Linked DNA regions of Homo sapiens: region 1 is linked to region 2. Evidence: chromatin contacts called from ENCODE Hi-C data. All regions are on one chromosome and are shown on one strand. Each heading gives the region's core, a stretch centred on a gene start or an enhancer-like site at or near the end of the contact. The rest is flanking DNA. Distances are from core to core; before and after follow the strand shown.

What was found. A loop is a pair of places that touch in the nucleus more often than their neighbours do. Pooled maps may share reads with other maps.
Region 1: a loop to region 2 is called in a map with no recorded cell type, with 16 times the contacts of the local background. The contact joins two enhancer-like sites. A Hi-C loop is called at or near these places in 6 of 37 single-sample maps with no recorded cell type and 4 of 50 pooled maps.

What each region holds. Positions count from the first base shown.
Region 1 is chr2:226,765,839-226,772,494 of GRCh38, reverse strand. All of the region lies in intron 1 of IRS1 (insulin receptor substrate 1), which reads left to right. Among named protein-coding and RNA genes, the nearest start is that of IRS1, 31 kb to the left of the region's middle. Within about 2 kb of position 1,259, at least 8 of the 41 ENCODE cell types and tissues checked have a DNase peak (open chromatin) inside an H3K27ac peak, as active enhancers do.
Region 2 is chr2:223,891,295-223,898,369 of GRCh38, reverse strand. WDFY1 (WD repeat and FYVE domain containing 1) reads left to right here. Exons shown (of 12, transcript NM_020830.5): 7 at 2,740-2,866; 8 at 4,031-4,136. Among named protein-coding and RNA genes, the nearest start is that of WDFY1, 51 kb to the left of the region's middle. RefSeq lists enhancers at 1,232-1,431, 1,552-1,611, 2,353-2,412, 2,423-2,572, 2,583-2,642. Within about 2 kb of position 1,434, at least 5 of the 41 ENCODE cell types and tissues checked have a DNase peak (open chromatin) inside an H3K27ac peak, as active enhancers do.

The DNA of each region.
Region 1 (6,656 bases), core at 10-2,509, 2.9 Mb before region 2:
GTGCAAGACTAGGTTGACTATTATAAGTGAAAGATCAAATGAAAGTATAGAACCATCATGGACAAGAAAAGAGGAGATGTGAATTTTATTCCCGATTCTGCCACCTCCTGGGAACTGTCATTCCTTGACCTGATTTTCTGGTTCACAAAATTGGAGATAGTAATATTGCCCCAGTCTGTCTTATAATGTTGTTTTGTGGATCAAATGAAATAACATATGAAAGTAAAATTGTAAGCTGTGAATTGCCTCTCATACACAGAGTTTGTCATGGTTTGAGTTATATCCCACCAACGCCCCTTTCACCCTTAGAACATAGGGGTGCTTTTGGTTTTTGTTCCTTCCTTATTAAAAATATTTTTTGAACTCAGCCAGCTTCCTAGATTTCTTGGCTGTAAGAGTATATCAAGATTGAGTGCCTGAAAAGATACAACAGTGTTGAGTCTCTTGTTCAGATATTTATTTTATGAAGTATGAGTATGGTGTACTGTTAAATTCTAGGAAACTGGGTTGCATTTATTAGCTTGGCATAGAAAAAGCAAAGTTCTACATGTGGGCTAAATTATGTTACAAGCTGTAAGTATAAATCAGGATTAATGGCTGAAATATATTTATTAAACTTTAAAAGGAGCTAGGTACATGCATTTTATAGTTCCTGTGGATTTAATTATATATAAAAACTTGAAAATAAAAGTATGACTGGGGAGTGCTGAATGTTTTCTTCTGTAGAATTCTTGACTCTACTCTTGAGTCTCAGCACTCTTTGACAGAGAGATCCAGTGCTGTGTGCTGTGCCAGGCAGAAGGCATGAGCATCTTAAAGAGATGGATTTATATATGTATATAAACATATATATAGATGTTTAAGTATATTATATGTATGTTTAAATATGTATTATATATATTCAAGAGACATATATACAACAATTTACATAATCCATGCTGTAAGGAAAGCAAAATAACGAAACTACTAAAATTCTAACTCCTGGCCTCTGGGTAATTATAAATCAGTAACTAACTGTGGTTCATGGCTCTCTGTAAAACTGTCCTATGAATTTCACCCTTCCTCCAACCTACTCCTTTGTTCCTCTCCTCATTTTCTATTTTGCTTTTCCTTGAGTGGTGGAGCCGAATGCTCTGAAGTAATTTTGGAACACAGTGAGCCTACTGAGCCACCGGACAGCCGGCTGATACCATGTGCTTGGGAACAGGAAAGGGGACCCAGCTATAAACTCCTCAGCAGCCATGCCATGCCCTATCACCGTCATCCTTCCCCAACACCTTCTGACCTTGATAAACACAGTCAGGACCAAGAATGTGCTCATATTTACATATACCACTCCCTCCCATAAAAATAGGGTAACCTTTAAAATCACAAACAACACAGCCCACACTACCAACGTTCTTCCGTCACTGACAGTGACAGGATCTAGCTAGTTCTCATGCTCCAAAAGTTATATATATATACATGAACTTTAAAGAGAGAGGGTCTCACTCTGATGCCCAGGCTGGAGTGCTGTGGCATCATCATAGCTTACCCCAAACTCTTGTGCTCAAGAGATCCTCCCACCTCAGCCTTCCAAAGAGTCCAGTTTATTGAGAAAAATATTCGAGTTAAAAGTATCCCTAAAGATAATAAAGCTCAGAATGTTCTTTCTACAGACAAATAGACTCAGGACCATACAGTGTAAGTAACTTGGTTAAGATGATACAGCTGTTACATGGTAGAGTTAGCAAACAAAAACAAAAATAAAAACCCTGATATTCTATCTCCAGGTTAATGTTTTCTCCCATGCTATACTACATCAGGTTGTACATGTGTAAAATGCTTTGTCTGTTTTGTATCTTTATATACAACATGTTGTACATATATGTTGCATATTCACATATATATGTGTCCAAAGACTGTATGTTATAGATGTCATTGTTCATTCATTTGATCCTCAAATATTTGTAAAGCCATTCACTATTTTGGCTTTACTATTTGCTGGGAATAGGGCTAGGAATAAGACTTCGTTTCCACACTTCTGAGCTTATGTTCTAGAGGGAGAAATAGGCACTAAACAGATCAAGTTAATTCAGATAGTGGTAAGTACTCTTAGGAAAAATTAGGCAGGGTGGAGGAGTTTATGAACAATGTATCATACTAAATTTATCAAAGAAGCTAAGTAGACCACACTCATATTTAGTTTTATTGTTTTTGAAGTTTCTTTTGAAAAATTCTATTGGGCAAGATGCCATTCAGCAATTCACACATGTTTGAGGGGAAAATCATAATTTATTAGAATAATTAAAGGCTTTAAAAGGTAGCTTGTTAAATGAAGTTTTCTCTTTCATATGTGGAGTGTTTGATTATTAGCCCTGCTTGAAAATACTTTCTGAACACTGGTAATCAATTGCCTGTATCTATGACATAGTCAACCCTAGTCATAAAGTTTTCAAAATGCATTCATGACTGCTAGGACTTTATTACTGCTCTTTTTTTTTCAACCTCCTATATCCTTTCTGGGAGAGGAGTAGATTTCCTAGTGCCTCCACTGCTTACCAGACAGGAGAGCAGTGAAACTGGGAGGCTACATTTTGTAAGACTTGAACGGCCATACTTTATATGGCAGTAAGGCGATCAATGGCTGATATGTCTCAACTAAGATGAATGTATACTTGTGATCAGTGAATGGACCGATAAATTCAGAAAAGTTGGAAGACTCCATTCCATTGGCTTATGACTAATTTTTATATGCACCTGTTTTTCTGGAGTCATAAATAGAAAGTTTTCTAGAGATAACGACAAGAGTAGTCCTTCCCTGTTATCTGCCTCATTCCTACTAAAACAATAGCTTTGTTAAACAACTTTGAGGTTATAATGATGGGTTGATAAGTTGTTGCTTTTCAAGTGAAAGTTAAGTTTCTAAGCCTCCCATGAAACGCGTCGGAAACCTAAAACAACATCTGCATGTCTAGATCTTCCATCCATGTCTGGTTGGCTGGAAGGACAGCCTCGAAATGGCTCTGTGGTTCCTTGGGGTGCTGCAGGCCTGCATTGCCTTGGTCTAGTCTTCCATAGATCTAATTGCTTTCTGAAGACACTCCGGGCAGTCTTGCAGCAGCTTCTGTTTCCTTGCCGGTCACTGATTATTTGAACCTGGACTGTCCTGAGTTCAGTGTCCATGTGTACTGCACTGCCAGTGACCATCTTTGGCAGGGCAAGGCTGATGGCCTTAGTTGTCTTCAGTTTCATCATCTGTTCATAACTCTTTTTTGACTCTGCTTAGTGGATTTTCATCTTTGGCATGTATTCCGTGCTTTAAGAATATATGGTCACAGAGTGATTCGGTGATAGTGGGAGTATTGAGTTGGGAGAATCCTATTACTAGTTTCTAGGTTCTGATGGTCTCTTCAGTTGCATAAACAATATTGCAATATATTGAATATAGTTACATAAAACATATTGAACATGAGTTCCTATTTTGCAGACAAGTGTTACAACATTGTTGTTAGAGAATGGGTCACTGAAGGCACCATCTGTCTTGCCTCAGTGAGCTCTGGTTACTTTAAAGAAGGATTCGCTGGGTGCGGTGGCTCACGCCTGTAATCCCAGCACTTTGGGAGGCCGAGGCAGGCAGATCGTGAGGTCAGGAGTTCGAGACCAGCCTGACCAACATGGTGAAACCCTGTTTCTACTAAAAATACAAAAATTAGCCGGGCGTGGTGGGGGGCGCCTATAGTCCCAGCTACTCCGGAGGCTGAGGCAGGAGAATTGCTTGAGCCCAGGAGGTGGGGGTTGCAGCGAGCCGAGATAGCGCCACTACAAGATTTTGGAGAACTTTTGATGGCATTTAGATTGGTTTAGTAACAGCCAGAACCTAGTTTCACATGAATTTTAAGGTCAGCAGGTACAGAGGAGAGTTCAGGGTGGTTTACTAAGCTGCTGTTGGTACAATATTTAGCACACAAACATTCAAATTTTTGATTAGCCCTTTGGCTTTGGTTTGGTTTATTTTAGTCTTATTGATGATTATTTGCTTATTATTTTAATATTTCATTACTTTATAAAATATATTTGTATCAATGCAACAAGTATATGTCCATTCATTTATTCCAAATCTCATTCCTTGTTGAGATTTGCTATGTGCCTAGACACATTTTTGGAAAACAGAGACTATGTGGTGAATCAGACAGATAGTAGGTTTCTGTGTTCGTGGAGTTTTTATTATTCCAAGGGAAGAAACAAATGATAACCAATGAAATAGTGTAAAGGGATAGAGAAGAATGGGTAGGGTGGGCCATTTTTGATAAGGGTAGCCAGAAAGGAGGCAGTGACTGAGCAAACATCTGAGTGAAGTAAGGGAGAGACTTATGGGGCGAGGCTGTGTGCTGGTGAAGAGTGTCCCAGTAGAAGCAGCAGATGCAGAATCCTATGCTGGGAACGATCCTATGTTCCGGTGCATCTGGAGCAGCAGGGATGGGGTAGAAGGTGTGATTGGGGTAGTAAGCTAGGGTCTCACAGGGCTTCATAGGCCATGGGAAGTTGCTTGAATTTCATTCAAAGTATGATGAAAGCCTGGGAATGTCAGTGTGTGTGCCTGGACCACTCACCATGTTACTAAGTTTTATTCTAGAGGGACATGGACTTCTTCTGTGTGACGTGTTACTCCTCATGCCTTTGAGTTTGATAGTGCCAATCAGCTGAGACCTCTTAGATAATGAACTAAAGCCACCTCTACCCTAGATTTTCATACATTCATTACCAGCATCACCGAGGCTTATTTTAGGGGTGGCTCCAAAAGGTTTCTTTTTTAGTCTTGCCACAGCGGCAGGCTGCACTAGCTTCTGAGATACCCATTGGTCAAACCAGGCCCTTTGCGTATTGCCACCAGAGTTCAGTCCTAGTTCCAGGCCTGTCTGGATGCTTGGCCACCCAGGTTATGATCATTAATGCATTCCTTGCAAGACATGTGTGCTCTGGTTTCTTTAAAGCAGGATCTCAATTCTATAAAGAATGGCTAAGGGCCCTTTTGTTGGGGGTGGGGTGTAAGGTGCTCATTTTAAGCCTCCACCAAACATTCCAGCTATCAAGAATTTATCCCAGTTCTTTTGTATTTTGAGTTGGCCTTTTTTTATTTTGGAAACCATGTCACCTGACGTGACCCATTCTCTCATTGGCCCTTATTATGGCTTGCGCTTATTTCAGCACTCTTTTTATCTTAAGTGGTTTTTAGGTTATGTGATCCAAATTTAGCCTTGCTGATAACACTTGGCTGCCATTTGACTGGCACTGTGTAGAAGTCTGTATGTTTTAGGAAGTAGAGTATTAGTTCATTTTAATCCTTTAATCTTCCTGTAGGCTAGATACTATTCTGCTCTAACACCTACATATCAGGCCTTTTTTCTGGTGACATGCAAAACCTGTAGTAGAAACATTTGGCACTAATCAGGTAAATGTGAGTTTGCTTTGACCTTCATTGCCTTTTTTTTTTTTAACTTGATTTTACTAACTTCCTGGAAAATTATGTTGGCTGAGTAAACTTTTAATGATGTTTTTTATTATACCATTTGCTTTTAGGTGTTAATTCTGTGATCATTCTTGTTTTGAGCTGCTCTCGACAGCTGGCTCTATGGTTTCATGAAGGCATGCTAGTGGGTTGATGAAACCGAATCCTACCATATGGAATGGTGGCAAGAGAGTGATCTTCATTATTTGAGTTCCTGCAATTATAAGGTTTTAGTAGGGAAGCAGAAGACACAAAAATATTCACTAATGAACTAAGCACTTCTAAACTCTGCCCTTGCTTATTATCTCTTTATACTTAATACCAGTGATCCTTCATCCAGTTTTATTCAGTGTGGAAATACACCTTTTGTGAAAGATGCAGCATTTCATAAAGTCAATGAAAGTAATGCTGGTGGATTGCTGGGTTTCACAAGCAGTCAATGACCAGTAAAGATCTAGCAGATGAGTCAACTGTTGAAGAAACAAATCAAAGATAATGACTACTTTAGTACTTCTAAAATGCATGGTAAAAATAGTATAGGATTGGCTGGGCGTGGTGGCTCACGCTGTCATCCCAGCACTTTGGGAGGCAAAGGCAAGTGGATCACTTGAGGCCAGGAGTTCAAGACCAGCCTGGACAACATGGCAAAACCCCGTCTCTACTAAAGATACAAAAATTAGCTGAGGTTGGTGGCACACGCCTGTAATCCTAGCTACTCAGGAGGCTAAGGCACAAGAATTGCTTGAACCTTGGAGGCAGAGATTGCAGTGAGCCGAGATCGTGCCACTGCACTCCAGCTTGGGCAACAGAGTGAGACCCTGTCTCAAAAAAAAAAAAAAAAAATATATATATATATATATATATATATATATATATATATATATAAGATTAAGAGAGGGCCTTGGGAAAATTCATAAAACCTTTGAATATTTCTACAGAAATGATTCTTTTTATGGTTGTTCCATGATGACCAAACAAGAAGTCGAAGTTGAAACGTGAAGGAAAAGTAATCCAAAAACATGAACACTTGATCAAACTTTGTTCATTTAAGAATTTTCTAGTAGATTCAATTAAAACATGCTTTGTTAAACATAAGGTAATATAGTTTTTTCATATATTTCAGCTTTATTCCCTAGTGTAAAATTTCAGTTAAATCCATTTACAATAA
Region 2 (7,075 bases), core at 185-2,684:
TTAAAATTACTTCTAACTGGTAAAAACCTTTTGGAAGAATTGTTGTTATTACTTTAAAAAAATTTGTCAGTTTCTAAGCCCCTGAGCAAGACCTGATAAATACAATTAGAAGAAATGTGTGGGCTGGTTCAGCCTCTGCTTGGGAAACATACCCTGTGTAGGGACTGAGGGAAAAGAATTACTGGGTGGAATTTCATTTCTGTAGTGCAGTGGGTTGGTGAAGCTCTGTGGAGGGGTTTTTAAAGTCCATTGATTGTATTGAGTGACTCGCCACATACACATGTGTAATAAAGAGGTTTCATTAGATGCTGTATTGGGCCATTCTTGCATTGCAGTAAAGAAATATCTAAGACTGGGTAATTTATAAAGAAAAGAGGTTTAATTGGTTCGTGGATCTACAGGCTGTACAGGAAGCATGGTGCCGGCATGCTTCTGGTGAGGGCCTTAGGAAGCTTACAGTCATAGCAGAAGGTGAGGTGTGAACAGGCACATCACATGACAAAAGCAGGAGTGGGGGTGTGGGGGTGCCACACACTTTTAAACAACCATATCTCAAGGGAGCTCATTTACTGACTCAAGGAGAGCACCAAGGGGATGGCACTAAACCATTCGTGAGAAATCCACCCCCATGAGCCAACTACCAAGCCCCACCTGCAACATTGGGGATTACAGTTTAACATGAAATTTAGAGGCTGGGCCCGTTGGCTTACACCTGTAATCCCAGCACTTTGGGAGGCTGAGTTGGGCAGATCACTTGAGGTCAGGAGTTTGAGACCAGCCTGGCAACATGGCGAAACCCCATCTCTACTAAAAATACAAAAAACATTAGCTGGACGTTGGCAGGTGCCTGTAGTCCCAGCTACTCAGGGAGGCTGAGGCAGGAGAATCTCTTGAACCCGGGAGGCAGAGGTTGCAGTGAGCCAAGATCATGCCATTGCACTCCAACCTGGGTGACAGAGAGAGACTCCGTCTTAAAAAATATATATATATATATATATATATATATATATATATATATGCGAAATTTAGAGGGGACACATGTCTAAACTATGTCAGATGCTAAGCTGTAATGGATTGCAGTTTTCATACAGATCACAAGATCACATTCTGATATATGTCACAAAGTACAAGCTTTGAGGCCATCTGGTTTATGGAGAACTGGGGAGTTGCTGAAAGAATCAATGATGGACTTATTTATGACCATAGTAAGCGTTTCAGTTGTAACAAGTTATAATAAATGTACACTATGCTTTCTATGTAATCTATTTAGGTGAAATGGAGTATATCAAATCAAGGACCCTGTAGGGGAAAAGAAGAAAAGAGAACAGCAAGTTAAAATAGCTTTGGGCAGGAAAGCAGAGGCCCGTGAAGAAACCACTTTCTGTTTATGACTAATTCTCTCATGACCCCCAGGCTCGCCAGTTTTTTCAGGGTTGCTAAAGGCAGAATGGGTTCTAGTAACTACCAGAATGGGTACTGGTTTTCATGCTGAAAGACCGTATTTATCTGCTCTTAAGCCTCTAACTGAAATGGATGGCACATAGATTACACAGGGTCGAAAGTCATGTGAAAGTAACCCCTGAAGCCTTTGCAGAATATTTGTTTCTACTTTTGTTCTGTTTTTGGAAAGTGTATGTGATAAAGTAGTTTCTGTTTGCTTTTGAATATGGCATCATTAATTTTCTATATACCTACCAAAATTATTATTAGCTTGTGTGGCTGGTTCAGTTTTACTAAGTTGATTAATGTTTCTTCTAGACAAACAGCAGTCGATGAACAAGGAAAGGACCTACTGAAAGATATACCTGTAGAAAGAAAGATTTCCCCAAGGGTTTCAAATTTGATAAGTTAGCCAATATAAAGTATGAAATGTGAAGTTCAGATTTTTCACATAAATTACTTGGCATAATTATGTAGTGTACAACAGACTTTTTTCTGTGGTACTTAATGTAATTTGCTTAAACATAGACATCTTGGGGTAAAACACCTGCCATGTCCCAGAGACCCAGAATAATCTAGATTTTTTATCTTGTGTAGGTTGGACACAGTAAACTTTACTGGTTTTTGTCACTAAATATTAGTAGCAATTTTTTTCTTCATTCTGAACATTTTGTATGTAAGCTACTTTGTAATTTTTGTCACAGAAGAACGAAAAACTTCTTTAAAAATCTTTGTATTACAAGCAGTTTTTTTTTTTTTTTTTTTTTTTTTTTTGAGACAGAGTCTCACTCTGTCACCCAGGCTGGAGCGCAGTGGTGCTATCTTGGCTCACTGCAACTTCCACCTCCTGGGTTCAAGCAATTCTCCCACCTTAGCCTCCCGAGTAGCTGGGATTACAGGCGCCTGCCACCATGCCTGGCTAATTTGTTTTTTTGGAGAGATAGGGTTTCACCATGTTGGCCAGGCCTAGTCTTGAACTCCTGGCTTCAAGTGATTCGCCCTCCTTGGCCTCCCAAAGTGCTGGGATTACAAGTGTGAGTCACCATGCCCGGCCCAAAGTAGTTTGATGCATAATTGAAAATTGTAATCTTATGACTGTGGATAATGGTGCTGTGTCTTCTGTATGACTCATGATAGCATGGTTGAATGACCCGTTGTACACCATGAAGATACCTTTTTGCTTAAAGACTCAGCTGCTCCTAGTTTGGTCTTCAGCTGTCAAATGTATACGTCCTGATGTAGAGTTATATTTTACTTCTCCCCTGCCTCCCTCTCTCTCTCTCTCTCACAAATCCCTAGGTAGTGTCGCCTGCCTCTGGTGGGACCCTATTCAGCGGTTACTCTTCTCAGGAGCATCTGACAACAGCATCATCATGTGGGACATCGGAGGAAGGAAAGGCCGGACGCTGTTACTTCAGGGCCATCAGTGCGTGACCACTTGTGGGGGTGGGGAAAGAATCCGAGTTAGTGGGGAGCTAGTGAAAGGCATTAATAGTCTGATACCACTTTCTGCAAACCCCACGTTCTAAGATGGCAATTATCATTGATAGGGCTCAGTTCACTTTTAACTGCTTTCTGTCAGCCCCGAGTGTCTGATGTTTAGTAGCAAAAAACTAAACAAAACAAACAAACAAACAAAAAAACAAATGCAGGGCTTTCTTCCTCCTTAGTCCAAAGAGCACTTGCCACTTTTTCTCTCAAGGAGTCACCCTGTTGAAATATCTGATTAAGGCAGGCATAGGATAGAGATGCAGGTGAGGACTTTGACCATGGAAGGTTGCATGTAACATGATACTAAGCTGTTGTTGAGCTGGGAGCCTAACTTGTTTTTTGTTCTTTGTTTTTTTATTCTAAAAGATATTAAATTAAGAAATGTTGTCTAGTTTGACAGTGGAATTCACCTGAGTGATACCATTGTATATTTAGGATCTTGCCCTGTAGCCCTGAAAGAAAAAGAAATACATCTTCACCTTGCTTTCTTTTCTTTCCTTTTTGGCTAGGCTGCAGCTGTTACTATAATCACAGTCAAGCTGAAAATTAGCTGAGGAAACATATTATACACAAGTATAACAGGCCAAGAGCTTGTTTCCTTGGGCATCCTAAGGGGTAGTATGACAGGCATGCAGGAGGGACAGAGGTCTTTACCCCATCTGTGTGTGTCTGTGTGTGTTTGTGTGTGCACACTAGTGATCTTTGTGGTGTTTGACTCCTTGTTCATATGAATTGTGGTCAGTAGGGGAGTTATACCTCCTTCGTTCTTGTTTCTGAACAAGTAGGTAAATCTTATGCATCTGAAAGGGAAATCATGTTGATTGGTCCCAAAAACCATAGCCCTCATCAAATCTCTGGCCTACAATTCTTAATGACCGATTTGAAAGTAGTCATATATTTTATAGAAAGTATCATTCTGTATTATGAGTTATAAAATGCCAAGTAAAGTTTATACTAGAATTCATTTTACCATGCTAAATAGTCAGTGGTAAAATACCACTTGCTGATTTTAATGAGGAGAGCAATTTGAGCCTAAATGAAGACAGTTCCTGTGTTTTTCCGCATGGAGACAAGTGACTGTTGTGTGTGCTGTTTGCAGTGACAAGGTGCAGTCGCTGTGCTACCTTCAGCTCACCAGGCAGCTCGTCTCCTGTTCCTCGGACGGCGGAATTGCAGTGTGGAACATGGATGTTAGCAGAGAAGAGGTAAGAGACAAGGGCAAGTCCAGGCTGATCGGGGGAGACCCCCAGGAACCTGGCTTCTTCTTGGCTTTTCACCCCGCAAGCTGTAAATGCTGGTCCAGGTGCAGACAGTCCCAGCTTCCCCTTCTGCTAATGGGTTATTTCTGACAAGGTCCTTTGTGTCATTTTGCATTGCTTCCTCTGCTCATTTGAGAGTTTCTACCAATGACATGCAGTATATACAATCAGCGTTTAGGCTGGTTCTCAGCCTTGAGCAATACACTGAGATAACACTTTGAGACAGATTTCTGGCATATCCAGTGATTTGGACTGCATAGAGGTCCTCCGAAGCACCATTGTGGTCCCGTAGCATTCCTGTAGGAAACCCTGAGAGATGCATCAGTGACTGCTGTCAGGGACATAGCTAAACACTTGACAGGTTTCTGGGAAAATATATTTCCATTTCTCTGCTTTTACTTCCCATTGAGTTCTAGTTCACTGAGGCCATGTCGACATAGTATTCTTTTCAGGTGACCTAATTTCTAACTTGGTTCGGCCACTAACTAGTTGTGAGACCTTATTTGGTTAAGTGCCTTAATTTCTCTAAGTATCTGTTCCCTCCTACATAAAGTGGAATTGTGGAATGAAATGACTTCTCAGTTGTCTTCCAGTTCTTTAGACAGACAGTCTAATTGTCTAAACAATCTCTCTCTCTCTTTTTTTTTTTTGAGACAGGGTCTTGCTTTGTCACCCAGGCTGGAGTGCAGTGGCATGATCTTGGCTCTCTGCAGCCTCAACCTCCCAGGCTTAAGCGATCCTCCCACTTCAGCTTCCTGAGTAGCTGGGGCTACAGGCATACACTACCATGCACAGCTTATTTTTCAATTTTTTTTTTTTTTTTTTGGTAGAGACAGGGTCTTGCTGTATCGTCTAGGCTGGTCTCAAACTCCTGGGCTCAAGCAATCCTCCTGCCTCAGTCTCCCAAATTGCTGGGATTATAGGCATGAGGCACTGTGTACATTCTCTTTTTTAAATATTTTGAAGAATGCTGCAGTGAATATTCTTGACCTTGTCATTGTGTGATTGATCAATTATTTATTTCAGACAAATTTCTGGAAATAGACCTTCTGGGTCCAAGGATATATACATTCTTAAGGCTTTTTATAGATGTCGTCAAATGATTTCCAATCAAGGTTTCCATTCTCATCTCTGCCTGTACTGTCATTATCTTTCTTTTCTAAGTGACATCTACAACTTACGATGTTGTTAGCAAAAAAGTTGATTCCAGAGAAGATTTTAGATCATGAGGGATGTTAATGACTTATAGTTTAACTTCAGAAATATTTGTTGGGCACCTACAGGGTGTCCTTACAGTCGGGAAACTCAAGTGAATGTATTTAATAAATGGCTTATTGATATTGCATTGCAGTACCTACTGTGTTGCATGACATCACATGATCTGTTCAGTATCCTGTCCTTTATGGCAATATGTTGTTCAGTGTGCTGTGCACCATTGTAATAGACATTATGCGTTGATGCAGAATTCCCACCAGTCCCTGCACATGTGTCTGCTTTGTGTTGTCTCTGATTCTTTGTGAGTCTGATTCTCACTGATTAAACCTTCATTTTTAGCATATTCCAGTAGAAGTGATCAAGGGGCTTTCATCTATTTTTTTTTTAAATGGTGACATTACTCATTTCCAGACTTTATGGCTACTGTACACAAAGATACTTGCCCACAAGAAATGTGTAATCTAGTGGAAGAAATAGACTACCCTATAAATAATAAAATGCAATCCATAATACAGAGACGTACTGATTGTGAGATTTTTTGGTAACTTTGTAAGACAAGTCAGATAGAGGAAATTTGGATTACATGTCTGCTGGTTAATTTCTCTTTTTGAATTTTCTAAAAATTATTTGGTAAGGCTTAGAATATTTTATTATTAAACACAGATACATTGGCTCAATAGTATAGGATGTGGCCAGCGCAGTGGCTCATGCCTGTAATCCCAGCGCTTTGGGAGGCTGAGGTGGGTGGATCACCTGAGGTCAGGAGTTGGAGTCCAGCCTGGCCAACATGGTGAAACCCAGTCTCTACTAAAAAATATAAAAATTAGCCAGGCATGGTGGCAGGTGCCTATAATCCCAGCTACTTGGGAGGCTGAGGCAGGAGAATCACTTGAACCCAGGAGGCAGAGGTTGCAGTGAGCCAAGCTTGCACCACTGCGCTCCAACCTGGGCGACGAGCAAAACTCCATCTAAAAAATATGTATATATATATATAAATTATAGGATGCATAATACTATATTTGCAAAGATTTATTCGAACTGTGTTTTACGTTTATCAGCTACTAGTTATATGCAGCAAGAAAAGCTAGTAAACTGTTCTTGGCTCTTGGCCTATTATTTTTCAGTCTTATTCTGAGAGAGCGGAAAACTCAGAGAAAGGCTGTATTCCCTGGATGATGAGGGGAGGAGACTGTTGGTGCCCAGCACTGCTGGTGGCTTTCCCGAGGGTTTCACAACTTAGATTTTAACCTGCTCTTTTTATCGTTGGTAAATTCTTTTAGAAAAAGTACTTAGAAAGTAGAAGTGGGATTCCTACCGTCAAAGTGCATCACTGTGGAGTGTATTTCTCTATCTAGGGAAAGAAAAAATAGTCCCATCAATCAAGGCATTTCCTGTGTGCACAATTCACTGCGTCTGTAGAAGAGACAGGAAGGCAAATTGTGTCAAAAAGATGCATTATTTTTAGTGGGTTTTTTTGTTTGTTTGTTTTTTAATAACTGAGAAAATGTATTGCAAGGATAAACAGGCTATAATCTATAAGGTTCTGACCCTGCCTTAGGATTTTTGGGCTTTTTTTTTTTTTGAGACGGAGTCTAGCTCTGTCACTCAGGCTGGAGTGCAGTGGTGCGATCTCGGCTCACTGCAACCTTCGCATCCTAGTTTCAAGTGAT